Regions from separate parts of the Homo sapiens genome. Here all the other regions are linked to region 1. A link is a loop called in an ENCODE intact Hi-C map of the cell type or tissue named here. Cell type or tissue: MCF 10A. All regions are shown on one strand. Links, peaks and the distances in the headings refer to the core of each region. The heading gives the core; the rest is flanking DNA. Region 1 overlaps WDR7 (WD repeat domain 7). Region 2 has its middle 39 kb from the start of LINC02565. Region 3 overlaps WDR7 (WD repeat domain 7).

Region 1 (11,350 bases), core at 1,271-9,270:
AATGATCGCAGCTCCATCTATTTTCACTATGGCTGCCTCTAGCCCAGGTGCTCAGACAGAGAGCCTGGTGTGACATCTTAGATCAAGATGAATTGGCACAAACTCCTGATTCAAGATTGTTTTATACCATTTAATTTAGTTTCTTCCCCTGCTTGGATGAGCACAGCTCTGGTTATGGATTTCTATTCTAATGTACTGAAGCAGGCCCTGAAAGAAGCCAATGAAGCAGCTGCTGGAGCACGGGACTGCAGGGATACTGATCAATAGGCAAGGCATTGACCCCAGCCGTTCAGCCTCTGCAATGGCCACTGCTTGAAGCGGGAGGGGGCACAGAAGCACATATGGGCTGCTTCCAGTAGGAAATTAAACAACAGGGGCATTTGGTGAGCTCCGCCTCCATCCCTGGTCCCCCACCTTCTTTATGTTCCTTTTGTTTAATTGCCTCAATTTTGTCTTAACTCCCACTCCAGGGGAAGGAATTAAGACTTTAGGGAAGTTTTAACAGTGTACTTTCAAACAATCATTTGTAAATTTTATCCCTAAGCTAATGGAAAGAATTGTAACAGGTACCCTCTGCTAAGTGGCCAAAATATGAAATCTTAATTAGCTGTCAAGTACATCACTTGGTGTAGTTTAAAGGTTGGCATGTACATAGGCTCATAAGAACACCGCCCAACTGGCAATTAACACTACTGATGCTGAAATTCTACAGTATGTAATTTTTATCAGTATTCAAATCTAAAAAGATGATAGCCCTTCATTAACAAGGAAAGAGGTAAAAAAGAACAAGGAAAGGAGTCCCTAAAGGAGACACTGACTGATTAGTGTTTCTATAAGGGAGAGATGCCCATCCTGCTACTGTTCTAAAAATAACACAGCAATTTCTCATTCCTATAATTTTTCAAATTTGGAAATATCTTTAAATTATTGGCTTGCCTGTACTTTCTGTTAACAGAAGAAATATGTAACTAGTTGCAATGTTTTCCTACAAATAAAATGACAACCAAATGGAAGATTTTGAGATATTAAAAATAAAATAATTCTGTAAAAGTAAACCTTTCTACAGTTTCATTTGTCTCATGAAAATTTGGTATTTTTTTTCCAGAGACATGCCTCCATTTAATCATGCTAAGGGGTGACATGGAGATCCATTTTCTTGACAGGACGGTTGATCACCCTATCACAGTAAGAAAATTAATACCTTCAACTAGCCCTGTGTGGAAAAGAGAAGCTATATGCGATGGTAAAGGACATTAATGTTCTACATTTTAAGTTGCAAACAGAATACATGTTCTGTGTGAAAATGATACGTGGTCTCATTATTGGGTTACTTATAACAAAATATGAGGCTTTAATTTTGATTAAAACAACAATTTACTTGACAGAGTGTTCTTCAAATGTACGTAATTGTCTTCAGATTTAGCATAATTGACTCTAGATTTACACAAACTGGAGTAAACACTTTACTTACAGCTTAACTAGAATACAGGTAAAATATTTGAGAAGTTTAAGCTATTTAAAGGGCTATGAGGTATTGATTACTTCATTTAAAAAGCAGTCAGAGAGTGCAACCAAGAGGTCAAGATAAATTTAACAGTTTGAAGCACTTTACTAAATAACTCTAAAGATCATGTTAATTGGCTTTGTGCAGTGCTAGGGTAAAATTAATTTTATCCTGGCTTACAATAAAAGGATTAAAAGACATATTAAGTTCTTCAGTTTTAACTGGAATAGGAATCAATGGATTTGAATTAAGGCTAAAGGCGGTTTTATGAGAGATGGACTACTAGCAGATACTTTATATGTGCTATTGAGCCATATATTGATGGGGCTTTATTATTGCATTAGGTATTAAAACCTTAGATAAGTAGATACCACCAATTTACTACTCCGAGAATACTTTCAGAACTGTGCTTTGACCTGAAAAAACTGTTCTTAAACATTCAATTCTTTATTTAGAAATGAGTGTCATAATACTTGTTACAGCTGACATATATAAGTAAATTTCTAGTAAAAATTAAAATAATGCGGTTGAATTCAGTCAGAACTCCCGTCAAGATAATAACCATATTGAAAACATAAACTATAAAATAAACATGTCATTAGGATTTTTTTAACCCAACACATTATATTAAGATTTGTGTTAACATAACAATTTTATGCCAGAAATTTCTGGCACAAGATGGAGTCCAAACGAAATTCACAATGATACAAATATTGTCTAAATTTAGTATAAATTGCAATATACCCTAAAAACCTTTTGAAAGGTCAGAAATGTCTATTGGTTCATGATAAATAAAAATAAACAATAAAAGTGTTTCTTTACTTTTAAATATTTAATAATATGTTTGAGAATCATACGTGTACAAAGATAATTTGGTTTTACTATTTGCTGCCTCCAAAGTGAAAAATACAATTTGCATTTAATAAGACATAGTTTTAAAAATAACCGTGACTTTGTAAGACTTTACATAAATGACTAGAAAAACAGTGAGCTGTAAGATCTCACAGCAGAAAACTAAATGGCAACATGTAGAGACTAAAATAATTTGGATTAAGCTAGAAAATACTTTCTATTATGGTTTTTTAGAGCCTTGTTTTATTTGTAATAAAGTGTATTTGCTAATATTAGATTTTGATTAATTATTAAAGAGCAAGAGCAAACTTAGCAAAGTGAACTTTGTTAATACTGACATTCTGGAGAACAAGCGAACTTTCAGACTTAAGACACGATTTACTATGTACAATGTCTGCATATAGTCAAAATAAATAGTCTGAGCACATCATTCAGAGCCCTACAAATGTTAGTCAATAAAGCTGCAAAAGATTTCTATTTTCAGACCAGTAAAATATTCTTCTAAAATTTTCATTTTATTTCTATTTTCTCAGTCCCAAGGATATTTTAAATGTGATATGGCATTATCAGCACACACTGACTATAAAAAGCATATATAAAACTGTATACTGTATTGAGTTTAAAACAATACATGATAGTGAAATGTGTCCAATCAAAATATATTTCAAACTAGATCTTCAAAAGTGAGTTACATTCAAATTGTCTTTAGATGTACTTTAATCAAAATAACTTTACCTTTCTCCTGACTACTATCCAAATTGAGGCTGGGCATGGTGGCTCACACCTCTAATTCCAGTACTTTGGAAGCTGAGGCAGGAAGATTGCTTCAGCCCAGGAGTTCAAGGTCAACCTGGGCAACAGAGCAAGACCCCATCTCTAAATTAATTAATTAATTGATACACCTGGCTGCCTAATGGAATATTAACAATTTTTAAGATCTATCTTTTTAATTATCATTGTATGCTGGTAATCAAATATGTTAATTCTATATTTACATACATAAATACATTGCATGTACATAATTATACATCTACACATAAGTATATAGCATTCTTAGTGAAGGTACCAAGACATGATACCTAAGCAAGCTAGAACTACACTTTTGAGATTTTTTTAAAACATGTTTTAGAATTATAATGAGAAAAATGTTGGCCCTCAGTGGAGTTTTCACAGTGTAAATAAGTTGTTTCCATATATGTATGGCTCAAACATTTTCCATACCTACTTGTTATTCTTAGGGTTGCTTAAAGTAGGGATAAAGTACAATACCATAAAAATGTCAAATTTTATCAGATATATAACAATAGTCTTTCAAAATAGCTTGCTAACAATAGGAAAAAAATCTTAAAAACAAACAAAAATCTGTTAATATTCATTTTTAAAACACTTTGGCTTTAAAAGAACTTAAAATGCTACATAAGTCATCCAATGTACCCCAAGTCTTTGAAGTCAAATACTTCAAAGCTAAATTTGTTAAATGGGAACACACAAAGACATAGATTGGTGATAATCCAGCTTGGGAGAAAGGACCCAAGATCTCGCTGTCCTGGTGGTGAATCCAGGTTTCATAGGCTCATGTGGAGGATGTATGTTGTGGATCCATGCCATTGTAAATGTATGTAATTAAGTTCTTTTCCTAAACCAAATGTGTTTATATGAATATTATATATTATTTTCATTTGTTGGCATAACTTAGAGCTCTGCAATTTCTACAAAATATGTCAAATAAATTTTAGTGATACAAAAAAATAAAATTGTACATGGTTGTATGGCCAACATGTAAATTTCAACCTGTGCACCTAAAGTAAATAAAATAAAGTTTTTAAGTTTTCTGTGTCTTCTTCTTTGCCTCCTATCAAGAAAATGAACTGATTAAAAATGGCTGTCATAGGGCACTTCCACATTTACTTTCAAATTTTCACATTATTATCAAAGCTACTGTGTGTATAGCTAATCTTGTGTTAGCGGCATAGATTTTCCCCCACTGTATTAAACACATATTTGAGTTACTTTGTGACACATCTGCCAATGTTTTCCTCACATCTACTGACAGAACATATGGAATTTGCTCCCCAAATCTAAGAGGCTTTTGCTGCTGGTGTTGCTGCTGTGTTACTTCCCCACTCACTTGAAAACTGAAGTAAACAAACATGCTATTAATTTGTATGTATGCACGATAGCCCCCTGCTGGAACACAATAGGTTCTGCAAATGCATATTTCTTTCTGCAGCTGCTGATTAAGCCATTCTGAAATAATGCCTCTTGTATACACATGTATTACATGTGTGTGCAGTTGACAAAATAGACAAAGCTATTTTCCATTAAATCAGATAAATGCAAAATATATGACCACTCTAAAATGATTTTCTTTTTCAAAGAAATAATCACTCCTCTGAAGGTGTGTCAATTATTTTGATAATTATAAATCTTAAGCTTTGAGGGCAATTCACATGTTTTTCAAGTAATTCATGAAACAATTTCTTATTTTTCACAAAGATCCTGTCCTATACCTATTTTCCTACCATCTGCATCATCTTATATTTCCCTTTATTCTCTACCTGAATAACAAGTTAATTTTTTTCTTTGCCTTTACTATTAGGGCAAACATTCTCAGTTTGAAAGGAAATTGAGATTTTAGTAATCCCAAGTATCTAAGGCAGCTAAGTAATCAGAAGTCTTATAGGTAAAAACTATCTCCAAAAACGTCTAACTTTTTTGCTTCAATTGACCTTTCAAAGGTGAATCTGATACACATGGCAAATTTAAGAAACTACAAATTGTAACACTGAGACCATTATTCGCATTTCCATGAGAAAAGGAATATTTCAGAAACACAGTGGGTAGTGACTTGTAAAATTATACAAATCTGAAAACACAGCATATCATTCTCAGATATTTTCTCATACAGTTACTACTTAGAAAAAGAAACTCTGGCAATGAGATTTACTTATAAAAATAGCGGGGTAGACATGGTACGTTTCTGTAAAAGATCAAATAGAAAACATGAGACAACATTTGGTGGACTGGTAGAATACCTCCTATGAAGATTTTATATCTGTGCATTTCAGCATAGTAAGAAATAAATAAACCTAAGGTCATTTTTATTTATAAAATGACAAATCATTTACTGGATTCACTTAAAACATATTTTCACCTGGGTCATTACCAACTCAGTGATATAAAACTGAGATGAAAAAGGCCTTGCTCTACTTCTGAGCCATTAACAAGTACATCTGTTCATTTATAAGGAGTATCTGTAGTATTCATTTTTTTAAATTATATCGCAATAATAAAACAATGACATGTGACTAAAAGTGACCATTTTTTAAAGGTTCGTTTGGAGTAAATTAGAACCTCTAAAGGATCTCTAGCTTTGAAAAATGATCACCTTATTTTACGTTATTTTTTCTTCTGCTTTCTTTACTGTAAGTGAGATGTTAAGTAGAAATAAAGGAGCATAGTTAGGGGCAACATAGTATCTTGGAAATTAATGCCCACACCTTTGTGGTACCTAGTTGTTATTTGGCAAATTTTTTTCATAGACCTTTTTCTATATACATAATTTCTTTTACTATATACCTTTTCAAATGAGCATATAGAGATATAAAAATGTACTAATATTCTCTTTCCTGTAACTACTTTATAGGATTTCCTATTATCTAGTTAATTTCATTTCGAATTTGGCTCTGAGTTGCCTCTGTTGCAAATATCAGACTGAAACAGCTTTCAGTCCTTGAATTTTTTGCACAATTATTCCAATGTTTAACTTAGCACATATGCCTAGAGATACTGAATATCTAACTCATTCATGTATTACAACTATGGATTTGGAAATGCTACTACTCCTGAAATAAACAGTAGGGGAAAAGTTTAATGTTTGCCTAGATATGTATGTAGTCAGATACTCAGGTTTATAAGATGTCATGCCATTTTTCCAAAACTAATTTTAAAACAAATCTGTTTCTGCTATGATACAACATAATCGTTTCCTCAAAATCCTCCCTATCTATCTCCCTCCCAATGATTTGAATCATTAGGTTACTCTGGAATTGTGAAGAGACGGCTTTCTAATCTCTAGTCTTTTATTAAGACAGAGATAACAGCATATGTAAAAACCTGGAAAATATATATGTATTGATGTTTGGTAAACATACATCCTCAAGATGGCTATTATTGTACTTAAACTGCTCTGAGATTTTTAAAAAAATTTTATGCTGGGCGTGCTGACTCATGCCTGTAATCCCAGCACTTTAGGAGGCCAAGGCAGGCAGATGGCTTGAGCTCAGGAGTTCGAGACCAGCCTAGGCAACATGGTGAAACCACATTTCTACTAAAAATACAAAAGAAATAAAAAAAATTAGCCAGGTGTGGTGGTGAGTGCCTGCAGTCTCAGCTGCTCAGGAGGCTGAGATGGGAGAATCGCTTGAGCCCAGGGGGCGGAGGTTGCAGTGAGCTGTTATTGTGCCACTGCACTCCAGCCTGGGCAACAGAGTGAGACCCTGCCTCAAAAATAAATAAATAAATAAATAAATAAATAAGTAAGTAAATAAAGTTGTTGCATAATAGATGTACATATTTTCAGGGTATATGTGGTAATTTAATACATTCATGTAATTTGTAAAGATCAAATGAGTGTAACTGGGATATTCATCACCTTAAATATTTGTCTTTTCTTTATGCTAGAAATGCTCAGATTCTTCTCTTCCAGTTATTTCAAAATATACAATAGGCTCTGAGACTCTCTGGCAGGACAAAAAAAGGAACATAAAGTCAAGAGGAGATAAACTTTACTGAAAACTCCTACCACCACTGCCATAAAATCACCAGTGTCAGTGTCACGAATATTTTGCCATATAAGAGCTGAACACAGACAAAAGCAATCCAAAGCAAGAATTTAATATGTGCTTATCATTTCTCTGAAACATAATTTCTCCTATTAGCAAAAGAAAAAATAATTTATCTAATACTTAATCCAATGTTTTTGATTTCTAAAAAATACTCAATAAGAAATAGTATTTACTCATAGAAAAAAAATCTTTCGAAATATGTTAAAGATAAAAAGTTCCTCCATTTTAAAAACATCAACAAAAAAACTGAAGTCCACCTTTTACTTAAGGTGATTCATATACCTCCTAATACTGTATTTGTTATAATGACATAATTATATGCCTACTACAATCACTTTCCAGATTCATTAAAAAAAAACAGAAAAACTATTAAGATTTAAAAAAACAAAAAACATATTGGAAGCTGAGTGTGTAAAGCATCTCTTAGGTCCAAGGTAAGATGACTGGCTGAATTTTAAAATTTTAGAGAAAAAAGGAGATTACAGAGCTGCTCTTTTAATCAGAACAACAGATATTTTATAGATAAGGAAAGTTAAGTATGTGAAGTGTTCAAGCCACAAGGTGAAGGGCACAAACAGAGTGGGCATTCCTGGCAACATCATTCTGGATGGATCACCAGAATCTTCACTGACCTACAATCTCAGTGTTTACTGCATAGAAATTAGTTAATATTTGATGCCTATGCCAACATGAATCTCTATTATGTATCTTCAAATCTTGTATAGTTTTAAATGTTCCTTAAAAAATAATAAGCAAGCAAAATTTATAATTAGAAAAAAGTCTTAAAAAAAGTTTTGGACCATGGTATCTAATGTTATATATATTTAGTACAAAGCTATCTAAAAAATGTAGAAAATGCCAGAAGAGATATTCTATCAAGCATATGAACTACATTAAATTGTTTTTATATGAAAGATAAATATGAAATACTGAAACATACCAAAAACAAAGTACTGAGCATCAATGCATTACCATACAGAAATCAAATACTTAAATGATTTAACAGAATAAAATCAGCATGCCTTCCACAGAAACATCAACCATTTCCACAGAAGAAAAATTTCTCCAAATACAATATATGGTCAATAACACTAATTCAAAATATGAATTAAACATTAATTTCTCTACATAAACCTTCCTGTAAGTTGTCTACTATAAACATGCATGTACAAATATTTTCAAAAGTCACATACTGCACCTCAGAATACTGCAAATAAATTCATAATCATTTCTGAAGTTTACTGTGTAATATCAAACAATAGCTAAGAATCAACATAAGGGTTAAGACAATCATTTTCTACTGCATACTAGTGCTATTCTAAGCCGATAGTGTGTTTAAATCCACACCAATGAAATCAATACAGCACTGTTGTATTCAAGGTGAGACCAAATAAACCTGTCTGAAGCTTTGAGAAATAGGCTTTGCAGTATACTTTGAGTGCTAAATGCCTTTCAGTCCAGAGATGTCATTAAATAATCATTAGCCATCATTCACTCTTCCTAAAAAGCTTAACACCTAAACTTGTTCAGCATCCACTACAACATTAGTATAGACTACCAAGTAAGTACTTATTAGCACTTAGAGATGTTTCAACCACTCTTTTTAAACATGTATCACTTTTTCAAAAAAGACTGCAAAATATTAATACATATTTACCGCTGGATTAGAGTGCATTGGATACAAATGATTAGTAAAAAGGATATCAATGTAATGATCGGTCTTGTTTGGATAACATGGCATAACCTCACAGAGCTACAATCAACTCTTTCCTGGTTAATCTATCAAAATAAAACCCAGTGTCTTTCTTCTCATTGAGTATCATATATTATTCAGTACCACATATATGTCAAATGAAATTAAGTTAATAATGATAGAGAATTCATCAGGAGGCAATCTTGGCTTTGATCCTGAATGTATTTTAAAATAATGCTTCCTTTATCAATGCTATTCATATCTCAATTTCAATATATGATCATCTCAATTGCTGAATATCTACTATAATGGACCCTGCATTATTTTAGATATCATGAAGTAGAGAGACAAAATTAAGATATATTTATCTTCTATTACCCGAGAGGTTAAATACATAACACAGAATGATCTTTATTTAGTAATGTTATTAGATCAAATGTATAAATTTGATGGTCACGGTAATTTTTTCTGTACTGGTAACAAGTTAATTTTTGTATGCTATTATACTAATCCTCTCCATTTCAAGTTAATGTTAATGAAAATGTCATTTTCGCAAGACATTAAATTGTTCTTCATTTTTAAAAGCTCAAACAAAAATATATGGCCAGATACTTATGATCTCATTTACAGTTTTATAACATCACTTTCAATTTAATACAGATTTCAAGCTAAGTGAGAGTCATGACATTATATAAACATTTCATTTAACCAGATGATATTTGATATTTTCCCAGAAGTATTTAAGTAACTAAAAACAAATAAAAGTATATTTTAGCTATTAGGTTTTTTAAATACACATTGTATAAATATAAACTGTAATATTTAGAAATGTTCTAGTATTCTAATTATCATAAGTCCATTTGATGCTTTTTCTTTTTTCTCTCAAGAGCACAACATAAAATTTCAATTGCTAAGATATGAGCAAGTAAAATATTACTTGGATAGTTTGGTAAATGTAGTATCACAATATTATATTTCAATTTATAAAACATTTTAAGCCTCAGAAATTAAAGAAGATAACATTATATAAAACCAAAACTCATCACAGATCATTTTAATGTCAAGTTGTCTTTTACATGCAGTATTGAGATTTTTAGAACTCTTTCAATACATTTCGAGATATAAAATGGCCATTCACTTTCACTTGTTAAGGTACATCAATAGGTACACAGAACTGATCAAACAGCTAACTAAAAACAAAGTACCAGTTTAGTCATTGTGAAAAGGACAAACTTCTTTGGGAAAATTCAAGAAAAACAGTAAAGCTAAAAGTCATCTATTAATACTTGTATAATATGCAGATAACAAGAGAAAAGGTTAATATCCAAAGTTAAGAATAATGTAAATATAAATTACTTTCCTAGAAAAGCCCTGAATCTCAAAATTTTGTACTTTTGCAATAAATAAAAATATGAAGTTTACAATTATAATAATTTGCCAGGAAATGTAATACTTTTTCAAAAATATATAATCTATAATAATTTATAAAATTAGTACCACTGAACCTGACTGTGCTCTCCCCTTCTTGTAGAGGTACACTCCTTCAAAACCTCAGTAAATTCTCATTTCTTCATCTATAAAACAGTGCTGGCAAAGTGCTTTTATCCCTCTCAAATTCTGTAACAAGAATTTCATATTGCTAATCTCTTACTCACTACAGAATCAATATTTGTAACATATTTCCTAAATTTTGAGAAATGTTTTGCTTTATTATTACAACTATTTAATTTAAAACAAAATTGATTTATTATCCCTACAATTAAATTTAGCCTTATTTTTAAAGGTAAAAATAAGAAAAGAGATTTTATTTGTCCTCTCTAACACTACAATTGTTTTGTATATACTAAACAACTATGTTATGAAAAAGAAACAAAATGTTGTTTTCAAATAATTCATGCCTTTAAAGATATGTTAGATTAACTGTTAATACAAAAACATGATCAATAAAAGCAATTCATTCTTGACTCTCAAATCTCACTGGGTATAGGTGAAACTTCAATAAAACTGGTACTCCTCTGGATTTTACATTTTGAAGCATGATTACTATTTTATTGAAAAGTATATAGGAGTAACACACTATTCTAAATTATAGTCATTTTGAAACTAAGTTGCAACTTATCCTGATTCTTTATGAACAGACTAGGTTTTTATTGGAAATCAATTGGAAGGCAGGTAAAATTAGATAGCCATGGTTACCAGAATATCAATAAGAGATATAGCAATATCCAATTCCAAGTCTTATGCTAAAATAAAAAGTAAAAGATACTAAAATAAAGGTACATCTTCTGCATGCAAATGTTTAAGATGCAGACTATATTTTCAATGCCATTATATATAACCTGAAAGACATAATTAAAAAATTTTCACTATTGTTACTTCATTATCAAAATTATTATCAAGACAGGGTTTTATTTTATATTTTTCATTTGCAGGTTCTAAAAACTAAAACAACTA
Region 2 (11,350 bases), core at 2,230-10,229, 340 kb before region 1:
GGTGAGATTTATAAATAGGTGAATTTCCGGAGGACATTTTGACGATTTGCATCAGAAGTCTTGGAGAGGAGCATACCCGGAAATTCCACTTCTCAGATTTTAACCTAAGGAGAAAACCAAGCAAACAAGTCTGGAAAGATGCATGGAAGTAAGTAACAAACCACTGTTAACCAGAGTGAGTGCTGGAAGCAATATCAAACATAAAAATATCCCCAACAGTAAGTAGATTGTGTTTTTGAAGGAAAACATCATATATATGATGTTTATATATATATAAAGAATGTAATACCATGAAACAAGCTAAAATGATAAATTGAATATACTTTTATTATCATGGAGATGTTTACAATGTAATGTTTAATTTTAAAAGATTATAACACAGCTTGTGCAATATTTCATTTCTGTAACATGCATCTGTGTATGTAATGTATGTGTGTCAAGTCTTAAGATACACTTCAAAATACTATAGTTTTCTCTGGATGGTCAGACTAAAGGTGATTCTAATTCTTTTTGCTTATGTGTACTTTCTATTTTTCTATGATTACTTTCATAATAAAAATATTTTAATGGAACCATTTACAGATACATGTGGGCAAGATCATAATAATAGCTACCATCTTTTTAGTACTTACCATGTGCCAGGCCCATTACAAATATCATCTAATTGAATCTCATTACAAACTTGAGGCAAATACTGTTATAATTCCCATTTTGCAGATGGAAGAACAGGATACATCTGTAGTAGCTTGTCTTGCTCTGAAGCCTTTGCTGTGCTTCCCCACCTTTCTGATGCCTGGCTTTGCTGCATAACTTGCTTTGGTCAATAAATTATGAGCAGCAGTGATGTAATCTACTTCAGAGCAGAAACTTTGAGTCATTATGTGATTATGTGATTCTGTCATTTAGTTTTTCATTCTGCTACAAGATCAACATGTCCCAGATAGGGGCTATTTCCTCAGCCTGGTATATACTAAGTTTTTTTTTTTTTTTTTTTTTTTGTGACGGAGTCTCGCTCTGTTGCCGATACTAACTTTTTGATAATTCATTTTTGATCATTCATTCACTTAAGACTTTTGCACCTTTTTGCACTGATATTTTTCAGTACAATAAATTTTTTTTAATTAAAGTTAAACTTGGGGACTGTGAGTGGGAAATTAAGCTTTCATTTGTTTATTTATGCTACTGAGATTTGGGGGTTATTTGTTACTGCAGCACAATTTAGCCTAGGCTGACTGACACCAACCAGGTTAAGTAAATTGCCTTAAATCACTGAGCTATTAAGTGGATGAACTGGAAATGAAACCGAGTCAGCCTTACACCAGAATCTGTCCAATTAACAAGCTACATAAGAATTTATTCTGTCTTTTCATTGTGCATTTTGCCCTTATGATTTTGACAATCCTTGCAATTACCCTGTGGCTCCTATGCCCAATATCTTAGGTCTGTCTTCTGCGTCTTTTTGCATGTATGTAAGCAATCCGATCCTGAGCTCCAGTCTTGAGCTTCAGATTTTGGCAAGCACATTAGTCAGCGTTTTCCAGAGAAACAGAACCAATAGGCTATATATAACGAGATCTATAAGAAGAGTTTTATTATAGGAATTGGCTTACGTGATTATGGAGGCTGAGAAATCCCACAGTCCACTGTCTGTAAGCTGATAAGGAAAGCAGGTGATGTAATTCAGTCTAAGTGTGAAGGCCTGAGAATGGGGGAGCCTGATGGCATAACTCCCAGTATTTGTCTGAGAGCTCAAGGACCAGGATCACCCATGTTTGAGGGCAGGAGAAGACAGATGTCTCTCCTCAAGCCAAGACAGCAGATTCACTCTTCCCCCACTGTTTTGTTCTATTCAGGCTCTCAGCAGATTGGATGATGTTCACCCACATTGGTGAGAGTGATCTTCTTTACTCAGTTAACCAATTCAAATGTTAATCTCTTCTGGGAACACCCTCACAAACAAACCCCAAAATAACGTTTTACCAGCTATCTGAGCATCCCTTAGCCCAGATAAGTGGACACATAAAATTAACCGTCATAGCAAGGAACTAATTCCAAATAGTGGCAATCTCCCTATAGCAGTCTCCCTTATAGCAGTCTCCCTATAAACCCAGGAGACCGAGCACATAATTATTTCCTTATTGCTCTATCAGTTTTGAGATTCCACGTATTTTCTCGGACTATAAGGCCTATGTACACTTTTGAGGCTATTTAGAGAACTGGCAACAAGTTCTTTCCATGAAGTGTGCAAGAAGAAATTGGTGAACAGAAGTTGTAACTAAAGATTTGGGGCAGGAAGAAAAAGAAACATTTAGCCTTGGAAGTACACATCAAATTATTCAGGATGCAAATACAGCTTAATGGTAGTATCCAAGGCAACTCTGGAGCAAGACTTCATAATTGCTGAATTCAACCAGGGTTCAATGAGGAGTTAAACACCAACCTATCCAAGTAAAAAAAAAAAATGGGGTAGCCAACCAGATAATCTCCCTCAACTCCACACTCACCCATGCATCATTCAGTTTCATCTTAGTCTCAGGGAGTCCCTGCCTCCTCCCATCTCTGCCCTGTAACACGCACACACATGCACTATCATTTTTTTTGCATATTACAGTCAATCAATAAATCTACTGTATTTAGAATTACAGGGTTGTAAAGCTAGAAGAGATCTTGGGTATCATCTTAGTCAAACTCTCCCATTTTACAAATGATGGAACTGAGGCGCAAAAATCATTAGTGACCTGCTCAGAGTCAAATTTGAACTACTCAGTTGTAGACCTCAGAGGAGAACTTAAGGTACCATACTCCAGTGTTCTTTTCAGTCTACTGTATTGCATTGTTAATTCAAGAACACAATGAACACCCAGCGTGAGCACATGATGAGAGCCTGTGTCTACAAAAAATACAAAAATTAGCCAGATATAGTGGTTCACACCTGTAGTCCCAGCTACTTGAGAGGCTGAGGTGGGAAGATCACTTGAGCACGGGAAGTCGAGGCTGCTGTGAGCCATGATCACACCACTGTACTCTAGTCTGGGCAACAAAGCAAGACCCTGTCTCAAAAAAAAGGAAGAAAAAAGAATACAATGAACAGGTTTTCTTTTGAAGTGACGGAAATGTTTTGGATCTAAATGTGTTAGTTGCGCAACAATATAAATGTACTAAATGCCACCAAATTGTATACTTTAAAATGGTTCAATTTACGTTCCGTGAATGTTCATGCTGATAGAAAAAATCATTACAAAAAGAATATGATGAGAATTAATTATGTCAGAACCCATTATTAATTGTACACAAATAAGTCCACCTGAACAGCATTAACCCCTAAGGCCAACGTTACTAATTCAGTCCCCCAAAATCATGGTGGTCTGCTGCACGACACTGGGTAAATAAGGCTCAATGTGTTGGCTTTCATCTCTTCATTTTAAGCCCAGCACTGTTGTTTCCACGGTACTGTAATGTCAGGGAATTATATTTAAGCCATTCTTAACTCCTCCAGCCCACATTGATCTTTCCCTTCTCTGAAACTCCAGCACTTATAACCTAAACTAGATGATTTAGAACTTAATTACGTTCTATCTTGTGCAGTTCTTTAATTGTTTGATGTAGGATAATCTTGTCTTACGATAAGACTGTAAGAACTTTGAAGTTAGAGACTCTTGTGTTAAATTTATTTATTAATGCATTCATTCATGAATACATCTAAAACCACTTTTCACCACCTATTGTGTGCCAGGTGCTTAGAGAACAAGACACATCACCCAACAACAAGGAGCTTGGTGTCTGTGAAATCTCCTCTGTGCCTGGCATGATGAAGGAGCATGGTACTTCAGCATCCAGCCTTAAAACTGAAAGACTTTGTCTCACTACAGATTCTCTTTTCTTGGGTTCCCTATTTCAGGTCTCAGTGAGAACATCAACTTTCCTTCTCAATCGCTTTTCCATGGCCCTTCTTTTCTTCATTCCCTCTGATGCTCCCTGGTGGGAGCTTTGCAGGAGCTTTCAGACAGATCTCCCTGCTTGTCCACCCACTGCTAACTCCACCTCCCTATTGCAACAAGAAAGATCTTTCTCAAACTGTGCTGTGAGTCTATCACTCCCTTATTATAAAACTTCCCACTGGTTTCTCTGTGTGCTTAAGAGAGATGAAGCCCAACCCTCTGTCAGGCTTGCAACACCCTTTGTTTTTGCACCCTTCTGATTTATCCAGCCTCATCTTTCCCTGTTTCCCCCATCATCCATCATCCAAGCTCCAGCCATCCTAAACTTTCTGCAGTTCCTCATCCTATGCCCAGCCTCTGATCCTTTGCACATGTTCTTCCTTCTTCCTGCAGCGCCTTCCTTTCTCCCCTATCTCCTCTGCCTGCTAACTAACTCCAGCTCATTTTATTGGTTTTAGCTTGGACATCACTTCTTGCTCACTGGCCTCTCTCAGGAGCTCGGAAGTCCTTCTGCATTTTCAGCTTCCCATGCCAACACCTTTATCATACTGCATTAGAATGTTCTGTTTCCTTGTCCATATCTCCTTTCATCTTCTATACCAATTGTTCCATGAGGGCAAGGACTAGGTCAGCTCGTTTATGGCTGTCATCCCACAGTCTAGCATATAATAGATGCCCAGTGAACATCTGTTGAAGTAACTGAATTTGATTATATTGAAGATATGATTGCACTAAAGAAAAAAGATACTAATTGTGTCAGAAGCATTTTGAACCAGTGTGACTCCATCTTGTATAGGGGCTGGGTGAAATAAGGCTGAGACCTACTGGACTGCATTCCCAGGAGATTAGGCATTCTAAGTCACAGGATAAGATAGGAGGTTGGCAGTGAGGGTGACCAGAGGTCACTTTCATCACCATCTTGGTTTTGGTGGGCTTTGGCCAGCATCTTTACCACATCCTGTTTTATTAGCAGGGTCTTTGTGACCTGTATTTTGTGCCAGCTCAGACTGCAGTGAAACTGCTGATTTTCCCTTACACGGTTGCCTGGTGGGTTGCAAGTGAGAAATCCAAGATCAGGCTCCAGGAGGGTGTGGTGGAAACCACAGAAAAAGCCTGGAGCCTTTGCACAGGCCAGGGAAGAGTGAGGAGGGGAAGGCACTGAGATTGGGGTGGAGTACCCAAGGAAAAGTCAAAGGTCAAAGTCCTCTCTTTCACTCTGTGATATCTAGTCCTGATCACTCACAGAAGTCTATTGAACTCAGTGACACTTTGTGCAGTGTCTGCCCTGCCCTCAGGTAATCATGGGAAAACCCCCAAATTCCCTCTCAGGTTTGGTATTTTATGGAATGCTAAATACCAAGGCTGAAGATTTTCGCATAGGATTGTAGGCAGGATAAAATTCTGAACTCAGGGTTCAGGACTCCCCTCATAGTACAGACCCTGGGGCAAAAGAATGTCACAGGACTCGCTCTTGGCACAAAGAAGGTTGATTTTCTTCATCATGAGAAGCTACACTTTGCCCAGTGCGGAGGAAAGGCTTGCAGACACTCCCTCGGCGCCTGCTGGTCCTGGCTAGGAGGAAGATGAGTCATTGTGCATTTTTCCCTGAGCTGGAGGCGGAGCTGACTGAGCAGTCCCAGCTCCCGCACAGCTTTCAGAAGGGGGACCTGCACACATCCTGCCAGCTTAGCCCCTTAATCACCTAAGGGATGTCTTAAGGTCTAGCTTGTTAATGCCCGCTCTTTCCTATTCCAAATTATTGCCTACCTCTGTTTTCTTGGTTTTGGTCCTGCAAAGTCAGGGGTTTGTCACCAAGGGACTGTCAGCAGGGAGTGTGGCCTCAGTGAGTTGCAGATTCACTTAGGGATGTCCCCAGCCCTCAGAAGTGAGATAAAGAGCAGCCCTAAGCGCTTCTCCTGCCGCTTCTCCACCTCCCCGACTAGTAAATTGCTCAGAGGAGAGATCAATGGGTCCGAGAGAAATTTCATTTCTCTTCCTCCCTCCGTGGGGTGTCTTTGCTGCCGCATCCTCCCGGCTGTAAATGCAATTCAGGAACTGGCTACAGTGAGCGGTGGGTGTGAGAGAAGGAACTCTCAGCATGAGCCAGAAGGGGTTTTCTTTTACCTTTGTCAGCATTGCACCTAATGATACCACGATGTGCCATTTTACATCACGGCATGTCAGAAATCAATGGGCCACCTGGGCGGTTGGCAGGTGGGGAGACAGAAACAGAGACCGCATCTTGGCAAGCTGGGGGAAAATGAAAGCTTGACTCGGCTGTGCCAGGGGCCAGGCCTTTTTGCTTTAAATCTCTCTTATCGTAGCCCCACAACACAGGAAGAAATGCTTATCTGCTTAATGCTTGCTTTCCCCCACCAAGTGGTAAACTGCAAGAGGATAGAGACTGTAAATAAATGAATGAATGAAAGAGATAGCAATGGGGAGAGATGTAGGACATGAGGGTCCAGTTCATTTCATGTCGTGTAAACAGAAATAATTATTTTAATTTTCAATATACTTACATGGCAACTAAACTTCTTACCATAAAAAATAAAGTGATATCTGTACAAAACATAAACCATTAAGTCCATGAATAATTCAGTCTGTCTTGGGATGATTTGTCTGTGCATTGGAAATTTGGATTAACTGCCTTCATGCCCAAACTGACTGCAATGGCTTTGTATTTTGATCTCATATACATGTTGCTTCTGGGTTAAGTAGATACATCTTGGATAGGACTGTTCATTCTCAGAAATAAACTCCTGATCTCAATCATTTAGAGAAAAACGCTTGGAGACGGTTCAGTCCTGCTCAAGAGTAGCCCTGCCACATCAAACTTCCAGGAATGCCAAGTGGGTCGGTATAAAGATTTGATCCTGTTGCGAATTGGAGCTGGTCCTGTACAAACAGTATGGCTAACTACTGCACAAGCCCACCAGACCACCACTGGTCTCCAAATCTCAGCTTTTCTCGGGCTCCTGCACACTCACCACACCATCTGCTCTTTCCTTCTGAGTTGAGTCACCTGCTGACCCGATGCATGGAGATTGGACCAAGTTCCCATGAATTATTTTCACCACGTGGTGAAAATATTTTCAGGAATGGGCACAACACTTTTTTGTGATTGTTCAGCTTCTTTGCACAGGGCATTTTGACAGATTTGTGGTTCTTTTTTTATCTGCTATATTTCTGCTCAAGAAAGAAACATTAAAACTGTCACATGGCCACTGAGTAGCAAAGAGCCCTCGTAGACTCCTTTTCTTCCTATCCAATCTTGCACCCTCACCCTCCTGCCAACCCCTTCCTGCCTCACCTCTCCTGGGGATGAACAATGGCATGGCCCTTGCAGAGGTGGTCAGGCACCCTTAGGGGGTTACCCAAATGAATCCCAAAGGTTCTACTTGCCCCATGTGCCAGCCATGGAGCCTGGACTCTTATTTTGAGATTCATTCCTCCATCACTGGTAGAGTTCAGGGTCTCTAGCATGGTTCTGTTATATCTTCCAGGGAACAGCTCAGCCACTTGCCTTCCAAAGTGACAGCCCATGGAGGAATGGGCATGAACTTTAGGGAGAATGGGTAATAAGAAAGAGGCTTGCCAGGAAGACCAGGGCTGTGGGCAGTGGTGGGGGGGCAGCTGGAAAAGAAAGAAGGCAACAGGTACTACAAGGAAGAATGGAAGAGTAGCCACAAGAGTGCCTTCCTCCTTCAGAGAGGACCACAGCATGCCTGGGGACAGGTCGCCTGAGCCCCAGGCGGTGGCCCAGCAGTTGACACTCCCTGGATCAGCTGGAAGAGTTCAAGTTCAAGGTTGTTATACAAACAAGCAGCTCCTGCTGCCTAGACTATCCCGCCTCCCATCAGTACTGCTCCTGAGCTCACCCCAGGATGACACAGACACACCTTTTAGATGCCACGTGTCACACCACTTCCTGTTTGGCTCAAGTTCCCTCCTTTATCCTCTTTGCCCTGAGATTTATTATTGTGCAGCGATCGCGTTGAATTGCATTCAAAATCAATTAGCACAGGTACTCAAAGATGAATGCTTAGGCTCTGAAGAAAGGTGATGAAAACATACCATTTAAATAGAAATCAATTTTCCTTTCATGTATTTCTTCCTTGCTGCTGCCCAAAATTAATAGTTTTTGGACATTTTTGTGTAAAGGGAAGACGTCTTTCACATAAACCATTTCCGCACTACCTCCTCTTGCCTCCCTTGGCTTCCACTGTAAGGCATATTCCCAGCTGGTAATATTACTGCATTAACTGTCTCCACGGTGATATTTAATGCAATGGTCATTTGAATAAGCTCAGCAGCACAAGGTGCTGGGTCAGCCTGGGAAAAAGGCCTTTGGACTTCTTGCATTGTGTCAACAGCAGGTAGATGGTTTGGGAGGCAGTCACTCCATTCCCACAACATCCAACATCAGGGCGGCTGACAACAATGTCCCCATGACATGCTCAGCCCTCTCTCTGCCTTCATCTTCATCAGAAATTCTGAGTGGAAAAATTAGATTCTCCATGAAGAGAGGCTGACAAAAAAGAGAAGTGAAGAAACTGTCACTCAGGGGAATCAGAACCTTTTTCAAATGTGGATATCAGAGCTGCTACAAATGGAGAAAGAGAGATAGAGAAGGAACTCTAGCAGTAAGGGTGAAGAAATGGTTAAGTTTGTGATAAATTAGCCCAGGAAGCCCTTCTCCAATTCCTCTTTGCTTCTTTCCTACTACTTCTCTCCTCCCCAGGAGCTAAGGCACTTACTGCATTCCAAGCATTCTGCCAAGTAGTTTGTGTATTTGGCCTCTCTTAAACTTCTCACCAACCAGGTGAGGAAGGGGCTGTGATAACACCTATTTTATAAATGAGGAAACTGAGGCACAGCGAGACAAAGTGACTTCGTTCAAGGTTATAATGGTTAATTTTATGTAACAATTTGACTAGGCCATGGGGTGCCTGGTTATTTGGTCAAGCATTAGTCTGGGTGTTTCTGGATAAGACTAACATTTGAATCTGTGGAGTGAGTAAATCAGATTGCGCTCCTGAATGGGGGTAATCCTCACCCAATCCTTTGAAAGCCTGAGTAGAATGAAATGCTAAGCAAGAGAGAATTTTTTCTCTACCTGACTGTCTTTGAGCACAGACCGAAGCACACTCTTCTGATTTCAGAGTCTGGCTGGGACTTGTAGCATCAGGTCGTCTCCTGGTTCTCGGATCTTGGAACTGCTCAGCCTCCATACTTGAGTCAATTCCTTGTAATAAAAATATATACTGGTTCTGTTTCTCTGGAGAATCCCAACTACCAGGAAAGTCATACAATTTGGACCCAGAAAATCTGATTCTGGATGGGTTCTCTAAAATGCCTGTTCTCTGCCTTTTGTTAAAGGCACAGACTTTGGAATTGTTATAGAATCCTACGGGGATTTGTTGAGGGGGTGGGGGGACATTTCCATGTTATCTCTAAGAAGCCCTAGGTCTTGGAACATGCTTAGAAAACCTCTCAGCATTCTGAGCTTCAGGGGAAGTTTTGTCCATACAAACTGTCAGGACAGGGATAAGACTACTGTGGGACGGGGGGAAGGGCCACAGCCAGTGGACACTTAAAATTGGCCTCTGGTGCCCACATGTAAGGCTGACATGGCCTCCATCCCTTTGGGGAGTACAGAGGAAATACTAGAATTTTCAGGCAGAAACCTGACATCCCTCTAGGGGAGCATCTGGATCCCTGGGACTGTCACCTTCTAGGGGAGCATCTGGATCCCTGGGAGTGTCACCTTCTAGGGGAGCATCTGGGCCCCTGGGAGTGTCACCAGCACTGCCTTCCTGGTGGTCACCCTCACAGACCAGAGACACAGCTCATAATCACCCTCAGCTCTTTGCCTTCAGTTGTAGACAAATCACAGCCTGGCTGAGGAAGAAAGAGCTGCCCGATCAGGGCACTTCAGTTTCTGGAGTCTGGTGAGGTATCCGACCAATATTCACCCAGTTAAATTTCCCTGGGGCTGAGGAGGTTGGATGTACCCTGTTATCTTCCCTTACTGTTTTAGAATCCAGTGTGGGAAGGAATCCATTACCAGGGAGGTCTGAATGTTCACTCTTCACTGAGCTTCAATTTATATTTTTTCTTTTGAAAAAGGAAAGGGCTTTCTTCAGTTGTTGTAGGCATGTTTCTATGCTAGAGCTTTAAATTGCGCTTCCTTAGTTCTGTTTTCAGGAACACGCAGTTCTCCCCTGCCAGCCTTTTCCAAAGCACACTGAATGGAGCATTTTAGAAATTTCACTGCAGAATGTAATTATTGTTCAGACCCATTCCAGATACGTCTGGCACTCATTTTCTCTCCTCATTCTCCTTCATTAAAACATATAATCAGATGAAGGGGTTGCCATGAATGGGAAGAAGAACTTCCTGGTACTCAAAGGCAGCGTCTCTTCATTAAAGAATGTGTCAGTCGCCCACTAGGAGAGCTCAGGGAGGCATTAGCTGTGGCTCTAGGACTGTGAAATCTGACTGCAGAGGACCTTAAAGCTTGACTCATGTATGGGTGGTAAAGATGGCATCAAGTCATCAGGCTCATCCTGCTCTTGACTGCTGGTGAAACTGGCTAGTGTATTTGGACCTGAAAGAATCTGAGACACCTGAACTCATCCTGGATCCAAGCAGCATAATACAGAGCTCCCACCGAAATGCTCTAAGGGCCCTTCTGTGTAGGCATAACCTAAAATCAAACATCAAAACAAAACCTGTACAGCCAGAATTTAAAAGACTGACAATACCAAGAGTTGACAACAATATAGATCAAATGGAATACTCACATGTTAATGGTGGGAATGAAAAATGGCACAGCCATTTTGGAAAGCAGTTTGGAATTTCTTACAAAGTTATTTATATACTTACCATGAAACCACACAAACTAATTCTTAGGTATTTGCCCAAAATAAATAAGAATAAATATTCACACATTAACTTGTACATGAACATTCAGAGTAGATTTATTCTTTTTTTTTTTTTTTTTTTTTTTTTAGACAGAGCCTTGCTCTGTTGCCAGGCTGGAGTGCAGTGGCGTGATCTCGGCTCACTGAAACCTCCAATTCCCTGGTTCAAGCGATTCTCCTGAGTCAGCCTCCTGAGTTGCTGAGATTACAGGCATGCACCACCACACCCAGCTAATTTTTGTATTTTTAGTAAAGATGGGGTTTCACCATGTTGGCCAGGATGGTCTTGATCTCCTGACCTGGTGATCTGCCTGCCTCGCCTCCCAAAGTGCTGGGATTACAGGCGTGAGCCACCATGCCCGGCTGATTTATTCTTAATAGTCCAAAACTGAGAGCAACCCAAATGTCCATGAACAGATGAATATGTCAACAAACTATGGTATATCCATTCAGTGGGATACTCTTCGGCATTATATAGGAATG
Region 3 (11,350 bases), core at 1,054-9,053, 140 kb before region 1:
TACTGTGGCAAAATAACACTGACATTACTTGTCAGTCCTCTGACTTATACTTAGACTATCCACTTTCACTTAGTGGATTAAAATTTGTCTTTGCTGGTTTTATGAATAGGTAAAATTTTCTGATTTGCTTATTTGTAAAATAATATTATCTGTCTTGCCTACCTCATGGGATTAAATAGTTTTAGGAAAATGTAGTTAAAAATATTTACTGAGATTTTTGTTTTAGGTCCTGTGCAAGATATCAGAGTATAAAGATGAGATAGGACCCCTGCCAGTGAATCTAGGAATGGGAGACCAACAGGTTGACAGTAAGCGACTATGGTATGGTGCAATCAACAGCGTAATAGAGATGTGCTGAAGATGTCACAGAAACACAGACGAGGAGACAGTAGTTTCTGTCCAGCGGCAGGAGATGTCAGAAAAAGGTACAGAGAGAAGGTTGTATTTGAACTGAGCTTTAAAGGACCACCAGAAGTTGGTGAGAAGAACAAGAGATGAGTCTAAGCAAACATGTGCCAAGTGAAGACTTCAGAGGGGTCCAAGAAAACGGCCAGCACTCCCGTGTCACTCTGCCTAGGGGAGCACCAGGGGGCGAGGAGAGGTGGAGACAGGCAGGCTTGAAAACGAGGCAGAAAGGCAGCTATGGCCAGGCTATAAGCCGCCTTCTTGTGGTGTCAAGAAATGTGGACTTAATTCATAGTCAATAGAGAGTTTTCTGAAGTTTTTAAATATGAGAATGGTCAGATCAGACTAGTTTTAAGAAAATTCTGCAGAGGGTGGAGAAGAGGGAAACAGAAAGGAAGAAGGACTTGTTGGGAAGCAAATGTAGCAGAGAAATGGGGAGCTGAATGAGGAAGTGGGCATGGACAGGAAGGAGAGGGCAAGCGGGGCTGGTGGTGCTGCTGTGACCTGGACAGGGAAGGCACAAACGAAAGAAGACCCTGGGGAGGGCGCGGCGGATAGGGATCAGTGGGAAGGTGTCAGAGGAAATAATGAGCTCAGTGTGAGAATTCAGGTGGAGGGACTGAGCACACAGAAATATGTTAGAGAGTGAGGAAAATGAATTTGGAGCTTAGGAACAGGTTTATGAAAAGAAAGGCAGATTTGGGAGGAACCAGCACATAGAGAGATGTGGAAGGAATAGACCCTGCACTCAGCCCTGTTCCTGGTACACAGCAGCTTCTCCAGGAATGTTTGTTAAAAAATCCAATGTAAATGGTTGAGAAAGTCCATGAAGAGTAGATAGAGTGAAAAGACCAAAAGGATGAGGATAAAACGACAGGAGACACTAGCAGTATAAGGGGTGGGCAGAAAAGAAAGACCTGGGCTCATTGTACACATTGTAGACCTGAAATATAATATTTTATCTAATATTTTATTTTTAAATTAAATATTTCAAGGTTGTTCCCAATGTACAAATCACCTTTAAAAGAGGATTTTGTGATAAATTAATGTAGTTAATAACAAAATTGCTTTGAAGGTTGACAGTATTTAAACTTTTAAATGATAACCCTTTATCAAGTAGTAATTATCTGACTCAGAGATCAGAAAATCAATTATTAAAAAGTCAAATTTCTGCAATCAAAAACATATATTTGAATTAAATTTAACATTTTAATCTACAAATACTTGCCAACTCAAAACACTCTAATTTCTCTAATTTTAACTTTAAATTTCATCAGTTATCCACAAATTATGTTTTAGAAAGCCCAATGTATAATATACTTAAGATTTCTCCAAGTATAATTATTTTTTTCTCCAAGTATAATTATAAAAAGAAAAAATATACTATTAAACATTAGGAGGCCGGGAGCGGTGGCTCACGCCTGTAATCCCAGCACTTTGGGAGGCCAAGGCGGGTGGATCACGAGGTCAGGAGATCGAGACTATCGTGGCTAACATGGTGAAACCCCGTCTCTACTAAAAATACAAAAAATTAGCTGGGTGTTGTGGCGGGCGCCTGTAGTCGCAGCTACTCGGGAGGCTGAGGCAGGAGAATGGCGTGAACCCGGGAGGTGGAGCTTGCAGTGAGCTGAGATTGGGCCACTGCACTCCAGCCTGGGTGACAGAGCGAGATTCCGTCTCAAAAAAAAAAAAAAAAGTTAGGAAAGATAACAAAAAAGGAATTAAACTGGAACTTGTATATATTTGTGGATGTACATGCCTGTATACATACATACACACATATGTACTGGTTGCTCACTTAGATATGCAGATTCTTCTCGAACACACAAAAAAATTAACCAAATTAATGACTTTAAAAAATCTACATTAGTGATCATAATCACCAATTTGGTTTTGATACAAATTTCAATTAGTCTCTGTATTCATAAGCTAGAATCAATGCAAAAAATGCTGGATACTTTACTACTAATTATAGCCACACAATTCATATTTATATAAGCATTCCCTATAGTTTGGCCAAAGGTAATTTACCTGAATGAAAGGGAAAGTGAATATCCTATCACTAAAATTAAATTTTAGAGGAATATCTATTTAATGTTCTTAAAGTGGGAGATATATTGGCTTAAACCTTTGTATCTTTAATGCAATCATACTGCCTAATGATAAGCAAAACTAAAAGGTCAATTCATTACAAAATTCAATATTTGGACCATCAAACTCTTTAGTACTTAATAAGCAATTAATATTTGTCAATGAAAAATGTTGTGGTAATACAGGTGAAAATCAATAACACAAGCCCACTTGTTGCACTACCACTGACAAGCTATCTAAATAACTACAATCTTGAAGAAAAAAAAAAAACTGCTTTGATGTTTTAACTTATGTTCTTTCCAAGCAGACGTGAATCCTGTGATGCTCTCTGTTTATAACACAGAATGCACTTTGTTAGTAATCTGCTCATAATTACTATCATGCATGTGACCCAGAGACGTGTGCCTTAAAATAACATTCTATGCCTTATTACAGATGCTATTAAGGGCACACTTTAATACTATGCATGCTAATTTTATTCACTTTAAAGAAAAAAGCATCTAAAACTCAACCAGAAGCTTTCCATTTAATATAATATTTTCCTTTAGGAGTAAGTATATGAGAAGGTAGTTTGGACACACTTCTGAGGCTTAAAAGACTTTATATATGAACTTTGCATTAGCAAAAATAATTTTTAGTAGAAGCATAATTTTTATTTAGACCAAGCTTGTCCAACCTGTGGTCTATGGGCCACATGCGGCCCAGGATGGCTTTGAATGTGGCCCAACACAAATTCATAAACTTTCTTAAAAGATGAGATTTTTTGTTTTTAGCTCATAAGCTAGCATTAGTGTTAGTATATTTTATGTGTGTGGACCAAGACAATTCTTCTTCTTCCAGTATGGCCCAGGAAAGTCAAAAGATTAAGACACCCCTGATTTAAATATTTTTTTCTTTGAAAAACACCGGGAAAAATATAAAAAAAGAAACTAAAAATTACCTATAGTACTACTATTTTTGGGGTACTTATAATAAAACTGAAAACCCTACCCAAATATACTTACTCATCAAATCCCATCCCTCAGAAGAACCACCATAAGTCACTGGCTTACAGTCTTCCAGATTTCATATTAGCTTGTCTTTGAAATCTTAAAGTTTATCAGATTTTCCTGGTATAAACAATTTCATACTCCTATGCACTATTTTATTTTTCCATAAAAATATTTTACTTGCTCAGAGATGAGAGTCATAGTTGCCAGATCACTTTAAATGTTGAAATTAAAATTATAACATTACATGGTAAGTGTAATATTATATGGTAAATGCATGCTCCCTAAAACTGTGCTTCTGCTTTTTTTAAAAAAGGAAGATTATTAACAAAAAAAATTATTTAACATACATTTAGTTGCTTTTATAGTTTAGAAATGATAAGGACATCATTTTTTTAAACAGTTTTTTATAATATGATAATAGTTTTATGCTAAACATTTCTATTTAACAGTCAATTGAGATTAGTGGTTAGATACAGCATTGTACATTAAGATGCCTGACACGGTATTATAAAATACAGATTTTTAATTTATGACTGTTCAGGTGTCAGAGTTTATAACTGCTTTGCCAAAGGTTAAATTACAAAGGAAGTCAACCAGGAAACCCAAGAGTACTCTTTAAATATGATACAGGCCTTCAACTCAAGGTGTGAGTACGAGTTAATACAGAACTACAAATGCCATTTATGGGTTTCATCTTTGGAAAGTTTAGACTTCACTGAGAAATCTGACTCATACTTCCTGTTCCAGCTATGAAAAACTCAGAACTCAATGTCATAATGGGCTCACTGAAAGGCAAATTCTGCTTGCAAAGTTAAAAAAGAGTGAAACTGTAAGAACTGTTTTGATCTGTAAAATATTGATAACTAATATAACTTTAAATACAAGAAATCCTTCTATTTGTAGTTCTGTATATTTACTGTGTCACTCCTGGCTATTCCGTATGCAATGTGGTAATTTTTAAAATGACCTGCTAGTGACATTTTTACGTTTAGTAGGTTGCAGTGTTTCCACATGGGCAGCCATCAAATGAGAGGTCCTAAAGTTTGTTTGGAATTCAGTTGTTTGGAACTCTGCACACCTTTAAACAGGAACAATGCGACAGATAGATTTCTGGGCCAGTTTCCAAAAGCCAAGAGAATTCTTAATGTTGTAGAATTTATAGTGCCAGTTCAATCTCCTAAGTACTATTTATAATAGTTTCTATGGGGAAAAGCATTTCAAGGTCCAAGCCAGCCCCAAGGAACTTAATTGTCTACTGTAGACACCAGAGACATATAACTTCTAACATCTCTGGATATACAGGAGGAATATATGTGTGGTACTAGGCCAGGGTGGTATGTGTGGGATGTCAGAGGGAAGTATGAGATTACCTATCTGGAGCTCCTAGATATTAGATTCATCCAAAGCTCTAAGCTAAAATCAGGGAGACATTCATTTACCTCCTCCTACACCCATAACCTCAGGTAGAAGTTAAATTATGGGATTACTGTGTAGGCCAGGTGAGAAACCTTGGAGATTTTCTGGGTATGAATGATTACAAAGGCTAGGGTGTGTGTGTGCGCGCACACACACATACACACATGTGGAGGGTATAATATAATGCGGAGGGTATGATATAACATACATATAATGTGAAGGGTATAACACACACCCTCCATGCGGAGGGAATACTATATTCAAAAGCCTAAAGGAAGGAGAGTATAGCTTGTTGGGGAAAAACAAACAAACAAAAAGCCCTCCAGAATGATCAATATTTACAGTGCAAGGAATGAAGTGGAGTCAGATAAGCATAGTTGGCAAATTAGTCTGAAGACAGACCATAAAGGGCCCCGTGATTTTCTGTGAATATGCACTGTGAACACATATTTAACGTAAGGATTATTAAATCCAACAATCATAATATTTTAAAAAATATTTACTGAAAGATTCGTGTGATCCAAATCATTACATTTTGCATCTAATTTAACTTTGAAAAGACAGCTATTTAATACTAGATTAATCCCTGAACATTTTGCTATTTATGGAGATCAAAAACCTGAGTAACAACATGGTTTTGTTCATTCTATATTTAGAAAGTGTGTTTGAGTTTTGAGTAACAAAATGGTGAATAACTAGATCACTCTCTCTGAGTAATTAGAGAGTGCTTTTTAAAGGACTTTTTAAAGGACTTTAAAAAGAGTGCTTTTTAAATGTTGTTCAAAAAGTAACAACATTTCCTTTGAATTGAGGCAGATCTAAAAGCAAAATGTCCTTTTTTGTATTTTTTTAGTATAATTTCTATTTCAAACATAGCATTAGTCTTAAATTGATAATAGCTTTGTTTTGGAATGCTTAGATTTATAAAAGTTCTTTATGAATTTTAAACACTGAAGAAGCACAAAACACAGAAGGGGTAATTACTGAAGTTCATCCATGTTTAAGTTTGGCTTCTGTGGACACTGTAATAAATCTATACTAATGCATCTCACAAATGCCTCATAAATTTACATCTTCTTTGATTTCTCAACAATTTTCAACAATAGCAAGATGAAACTGCAGTGAAATATCAAGATGTATAATTTACATAAATGTTGTATAAAATTAATAACTGATTTTTTAAAGTCAGGCATCTTTGCACTGATTATTAGAACTGTTTAGAATGTGAACTGAATGACTTTTGATGGCTGCACACTCAAGGACAACAGTGAGTGACCTTGAACAGCAGTGTATAAAAATACATTTATCACTGAAATGGCATGCTGGCTGCCAGTCAATATATGCCTCTCATTTGTTAGGAGGCTCTCCTGCTGTGATTCCCTCATTACAATTTTGCTTTTACTTCCTGGGCAAATGACAACTAGAAAATGAGGCGGTTTCTTTCTTGACCAAACTTAATCCAGAAAAAATGAGCTGACAGCTGCAGCCATTCAAGTGTTACAGAACATTTTACACGTTTGTAAAAGACATGATTATATATTCTAAATACTATATCACTAAATGTGACAGCCAACAAGTTATCTTACTTTCTTAGTCTCTTTTCGCTTATAGAATAGCTTCTTATATCCTCTTCAATCTATTTTTCTAATTAAATAATTTCTGGTGTAGGATGCGATAAACAGTAATTCAGAGACACATTGTGGAAAACTTTCCTGGATACTTAACAAAAATGTATGCAGCTAAAGTCTGACTACAGAAATAACTCCTGTCCTAGTTTTTATGATAATTATTTTCAATGCACAGTTTACATTTTTCTAGGATGCAAAAATAGGTATCCATTTAGATAATTTATTTGTACTATATGTATGTTCATATCAATAAAGAAAATTATAGTACAGTCACATATAGGTTTAAGTTATGTTTAATTTTTTTATGTAAGCATTTTCTGACCCAAAGATTTCTAGTCTGGGTTCGAGACAACTCAGGGCATAGTACATTATCATAGACACTATGAAATTATCACAAAATGCTGAAGCTCAAAACAATTTTTCCTTTTATTTAAAAATATAGATATTATTATGGAAAGCACCTCAGGAGGGGTAAAACAAAGGGAATGAAAACCTGAACAAACAATAATAAGGTTTAGAAATAAACTCCAAAAGTAATGACTGCTCTAATCATGGGTATTTTTGCTTTTCCTTTATTTAACATGGTTAAAGAATTTCGGTTCCAGTGTAGACAGGCCCAGTTTTCTAGTTAGGGTTCATATTTGGTATTCTATATCCAGAAATTTAATATTAGTTCTTAGTAAGGAAACAGATTGAAATACAGGTTAGGCAGATAAACATAAACGTGATGCTAAGAGAAACAAGCTAGACACAAACAGTTACATGCTGTATGATTCCATTTATATAAAATTCTTAATCAGGCAAAAACCACAGTGCAAGAAAGATTGGTGATTGTCAGGGGAAGAGGACTGACTGCAAAGGGGCAGAAGGACACTTTTTGGGTAATGGATATGTTCTTATCCTGATTATGGTGGTGGTCACATGGTTGTATACATTTGCTACCACTTATCAAACTGTGCACTTAAAACAAGTGAAGTTATTTTATGTGTATTTTACCTCATTAAGGCAGTTACCTATGCCACATGCACAGAAAAATAGATACATCAGGAAAGAGTGAGTTGGAGCTTTTGTTGCTCCTGCCTGGATCCACTGAGAAATGAACATGCAAAAGGCTCACTATTGAGAGCACAAGGCTAAGGCTGTTCCCCAGAACGCATTTTCAAGTTTTCCATCAGGTCTCAACCGACAGTGCTCCCACAATTTCCCTTGGGGAAACTTAACCACAAGCTACCATTTCTCGGTAAGGATGCCTTTCCTGTAAATCTGCTGGAAGTGTTCTTCTCCTTGAATTCTTGTTCATCACTCTCTAGTAGATTTGTGTATGCCACAAGTGATATATACATATTTTTTAAATATAAGCTAGACATTTTTGCTTAATTTATATTACTAGCTATTGATTCAGGATTGCTTGTCCAAACCATTCTTAATGTTTTTATTTTTGGGCCCTAAACATAAACTTACATCTCTCTCTCTCTCTCTCTCTCTCTCTCTCTCTCTCTCTCTTTTGTAGAGATGGGGTCTCATGGTTTTACACTATGTTGTCCAGGCTGGTCTCCAACTCCTGGGCCCAACTGATCCTCCCATGTTGGCCTCCTAAAGTGCTGGGATTCACTATACATGGCCCTACATTTACATCTCTTATTGTCCACTAATATTTATATTCAACTGAAAAGCTAAAGAATTTAGAGAAATATTTTTAAAATTCCAGAATATATAAACCTCTATACGCTAAAGATTCTACACCAGAAATTTATTAAGAGCTATCTTTAATAAACAGCACAGTCCCAGAATTGACAGTCTAGCTTTTACAAGAAGAAAGCTTTTGAACATTTTCTAGAACAACAACCAAACTATAAGAAAATAATACAATCATGCACTTCCTGTGTGCATCACTGCAGTTTTAAAAGGGCTTTCCTCTTCTCTGAAGGCTTGTGAGTAGAGAGTAATCAGTTAAATAGTGCTGTTTGAGCTTACAAATGTTCAATGAGCAAATTCTCTTCCAAAAATAGATTACAAAACCACTAAAAAACAAAATGATTATGGCCCATTAGAAAAAATAAATCTTTTTACAGAATATGGTACATATAGCTAAAATAACCCAACAAAGGGGCACAGGAAACAAAAATAATATTCAATGAAGGCAGAAAAAAATCAATATTTTTATATCGTGCTTAATTGACACCTTTTTTATTAAGAAAAACAGGAAATTAAATAATACAGGATCAGTGGAAATCAGCAAGAATACGATTCATTAAGCCTTCTCTTCTTCTTGGCCACTGAATTACTTCTGGTTTATAACAGGCTTTTAAAAGTATAAATGTGATTTTAGTTAATTAAATACAAATACTAATAAATCTCTTTTAAACTACTTCATAAAGGGAAGGATTATACTGTCAGGATTTTGGTTTACTGACATTCTCCCTGAATGTTTCCATACTAGAGCTCTTATTCTATGACTAAAAATATTTGGATACTTCCAATTCTTCATGCCCAGTCTGCTCCCAGCTGAGGAAATTGTGGTACGCTGGCCAGCTGCAGCACTGTTCCAGGTCCAGAGGATAGGAATTTGTCACAGAGAATTCTGCCTCAAATGCAACTGAAGTGGAGGGAATTTTGTTGACAGGAGAAGCTCATAGCGGTCAAAAGATGGGAGATCCCTTCTGTTCAGAGAACTATCTTGACAAGGCCTTGGGTGGTCCGTTCTCTAGGGGGGTTTTCTAGCAGTCCTATTTCTGCCCCAGCTACAAGGTTCTCCGCAGTTTTCTACTTTTCTTGCCATCCTTCCTCCTGTCTCCTTGGTATTGTTGGATTTATTGTATAAGATGATAGTGTAAGAGCATTAAATTTGCATTAGTTTCTGTTATTTTTCCTTAGTTGTTTTCTCTACTATAATATATCTCTACCTTTTCTCAGCTGTCAACACAAAGAACATCTTTCCTTGATAAGTGCCCACCACCCTTTTTTCTAGAGATTTTTCAAGGACTTAGATAGCCCAGACTAATATAGGGGCTGACATCATGGAGAAAGATTAAAAATAATTTTTTACTTCTCTTTCCTATTATTTTAGTCACCTCAGAATAAGTGGTTTAAAAGAGTTCTATGGATTTCTCTTTCTGTTCAACTGAAGTTTAATACATAAACCATTATCACTACTTCATATATATTTCCTAATATTTACTTATTCCTAAAATATTTATCTCTAATATCTCCACCCATCTAACAAATTTAACTTTTCTATATTTCTGTATTCAAAAACATTCCCCCAAACCCTAAATTCTTCACCAGGCTTCTTCTAACACACACAGTACAAAGAAACCAGATGGATTTTGTAGAATATGAAAAGACTTAGAACTCTGTTATTGTTTGCCATGCAGCCTCACATCAAACTAAAAGGTTATACTGTGAGGATTTCATTTCACTGACAGCCTCTGTAAACTTCTTCACACTATATTTGCGAATATAAGATTCCATAAATATTTTCATAACTCTGACTTCTTCCTGCAGGACATCCCCAGACATTGGAAATTGGAAATAATACCTTATATATGACACATTATTCATACTAGTAGTTGGAAAAACTGTTGCTAAAAGCTTGTTTTCTTCAGCTATTAAGCGCTACGATGTACCATCAAGAACTTGGGACAATCAAGAATAAGGCCTGCCATTTCTTAAGTATTCAGTATTTTTAAATTTTTAAAATATATGCTCTCATTTTATAAGTAGAATAATCACTTATTTCTCTTATATAAATAGCCACTTAAATCACATTCAGACCCACAAAAAAAGACTATTCCTTGGGTAAGAAAGATGACATTCTATGTACACAATTTAGTACATTTAATTTTTAGTGACTTGCTTTTGTATAATGACATTTTACAAAGATTTTAACAGTTATTGTATCATTTGATGGCAAACTCATTGAAGTGGACCTTCTAGCTTCAGCTCATATTCCTTAATAGAATTCTATGTGGGATGTGCTATAAAAGCAAACAGCAGAGTAAAGAAGTACAGAAGTTAAACGATTAATTCAAAGCTACTAAGACCACTGTTTTCAAGTCTGCTGATAGAGTTTAACTCTTTCCCTGCAGATCATTATGTCCCACGAAGTATGCCCCGACTCCCATGTTTTAGGAAGGTCTACTTTGGCCCAATGTTATCAAATAGAACCCATAAAATACCTGCATTATGCCTACAATTGCAGAGTCAAATATATGTGCAGAGAGATGGCAGCAGTTGACCTTTGCTGCTGTGATGCCCAGTGAAAATCCTGGGGAACGAGCACAGCTCCCAAGAGACCCGAGTTTAAACCCAATCTCTCATGGGTCTGAGAGAGTAACACAGGCACAAAAATTACGGATACCTAAGTCTTCACTGCTTATACCTTGGGGCTTTTTGATATCAAACTTTTGAAAAATGACCTCAGCACTCTCCTCCCAGGTTTTAGAAGCCCCATGATGTCCAAATATACACCTGATTTGTCTTCACTCCTTTGCTTTGTTTTGCACAGAACATAAAGAAAGCCATACATGATAAGAAGTGTGGCTTCTCCGCTGCTCTTCATCCTTCCTGGAAAGATGATCAAGAAAAATGGCTTATCTAATATCAGATCCAGGAGGAAGGAAAGTTTTATAACACAGACACATACACGTTTATGATTTAATCAGGAGACATATAATTGAATTTAAAAAACTGCAAAGGAGAAAGGCTGATTACCTTCTCCAACACTTTTAGCTCTTGCTATATACATTTTACATCCCACTGTTATAGGCCGCTATTTGCTCATCTGTTTATACTCTAAGTAATTTATTCATCTTTCTT

What was found. Hi-C counts contacts between places; a loop is a spot of excess contacts. Peaks named below come from ENCODE experiments on the same cell type or tissue, not always from the same donor. Only the 100,000 strongest peaks of a DNase experiment are listed, where the experiment ranks them.
Region 2: a loop joins it to region 1, with 3.0 times the contacts of the local background. A loop is called at or near these places in 2 of 110 quality-filtered maps.
Region 3: a loop joins it to region 1, with 2.2 times the contacts of the local background. A loop is called at or near these places in 10 of 110 quality-filtered maps.

Annotation. Positions count from the first base shown.
Region 1 is chr18:56,862,555-56,873,904 of GRCh38, reverse strand. The region is part of intron 20 of WDR7 (WD repeat domain 7); the gene reads right to left. Among named protein-coding and RNA genes, the nearest start is that of WDR7-OT1, 170 kb to the left of the region's middle. RefSeq lists an enhancer at 1-183. In MCF 10A, for the core only: a CTCF peak has its summit at 4,555 (motif pointing left); no DNase peak of the experiment used is centred there.
Region 2 is chr18:57,204,669-57,216,018 of GRCh38, reverse strand. No RefSeq gene overlaps it. Among named protein-coding and RNA genes, the nearest start is that of LINC02565, 39 kb to the right of the region's middle. RefSeq lists enhancers at 5,943-6,052, 4,981-6,180. In MCF 10A, for the core only: no CTCF peak of the experiment used is centred there; a DNase peak (open chromatin) is centred at 5,508.
Region 3 is chr18:56,997,733-57,009,082 of GRCh38, reverse strand. All of the region lies in intron 26 of WDR7 (WD repeat domain 7), which reads right to left. Among named protein-coding and RNA genes, the nearest start is that of WDR7-OT1, 37 kb to the left of the region's middle. RefSeq lists an enhancer at 4,056-4,105. In MCF 10A, for the core only: no CTCF peak of the experiment used is centred there; a DNase peak (open chromatin) is centred at 4,222.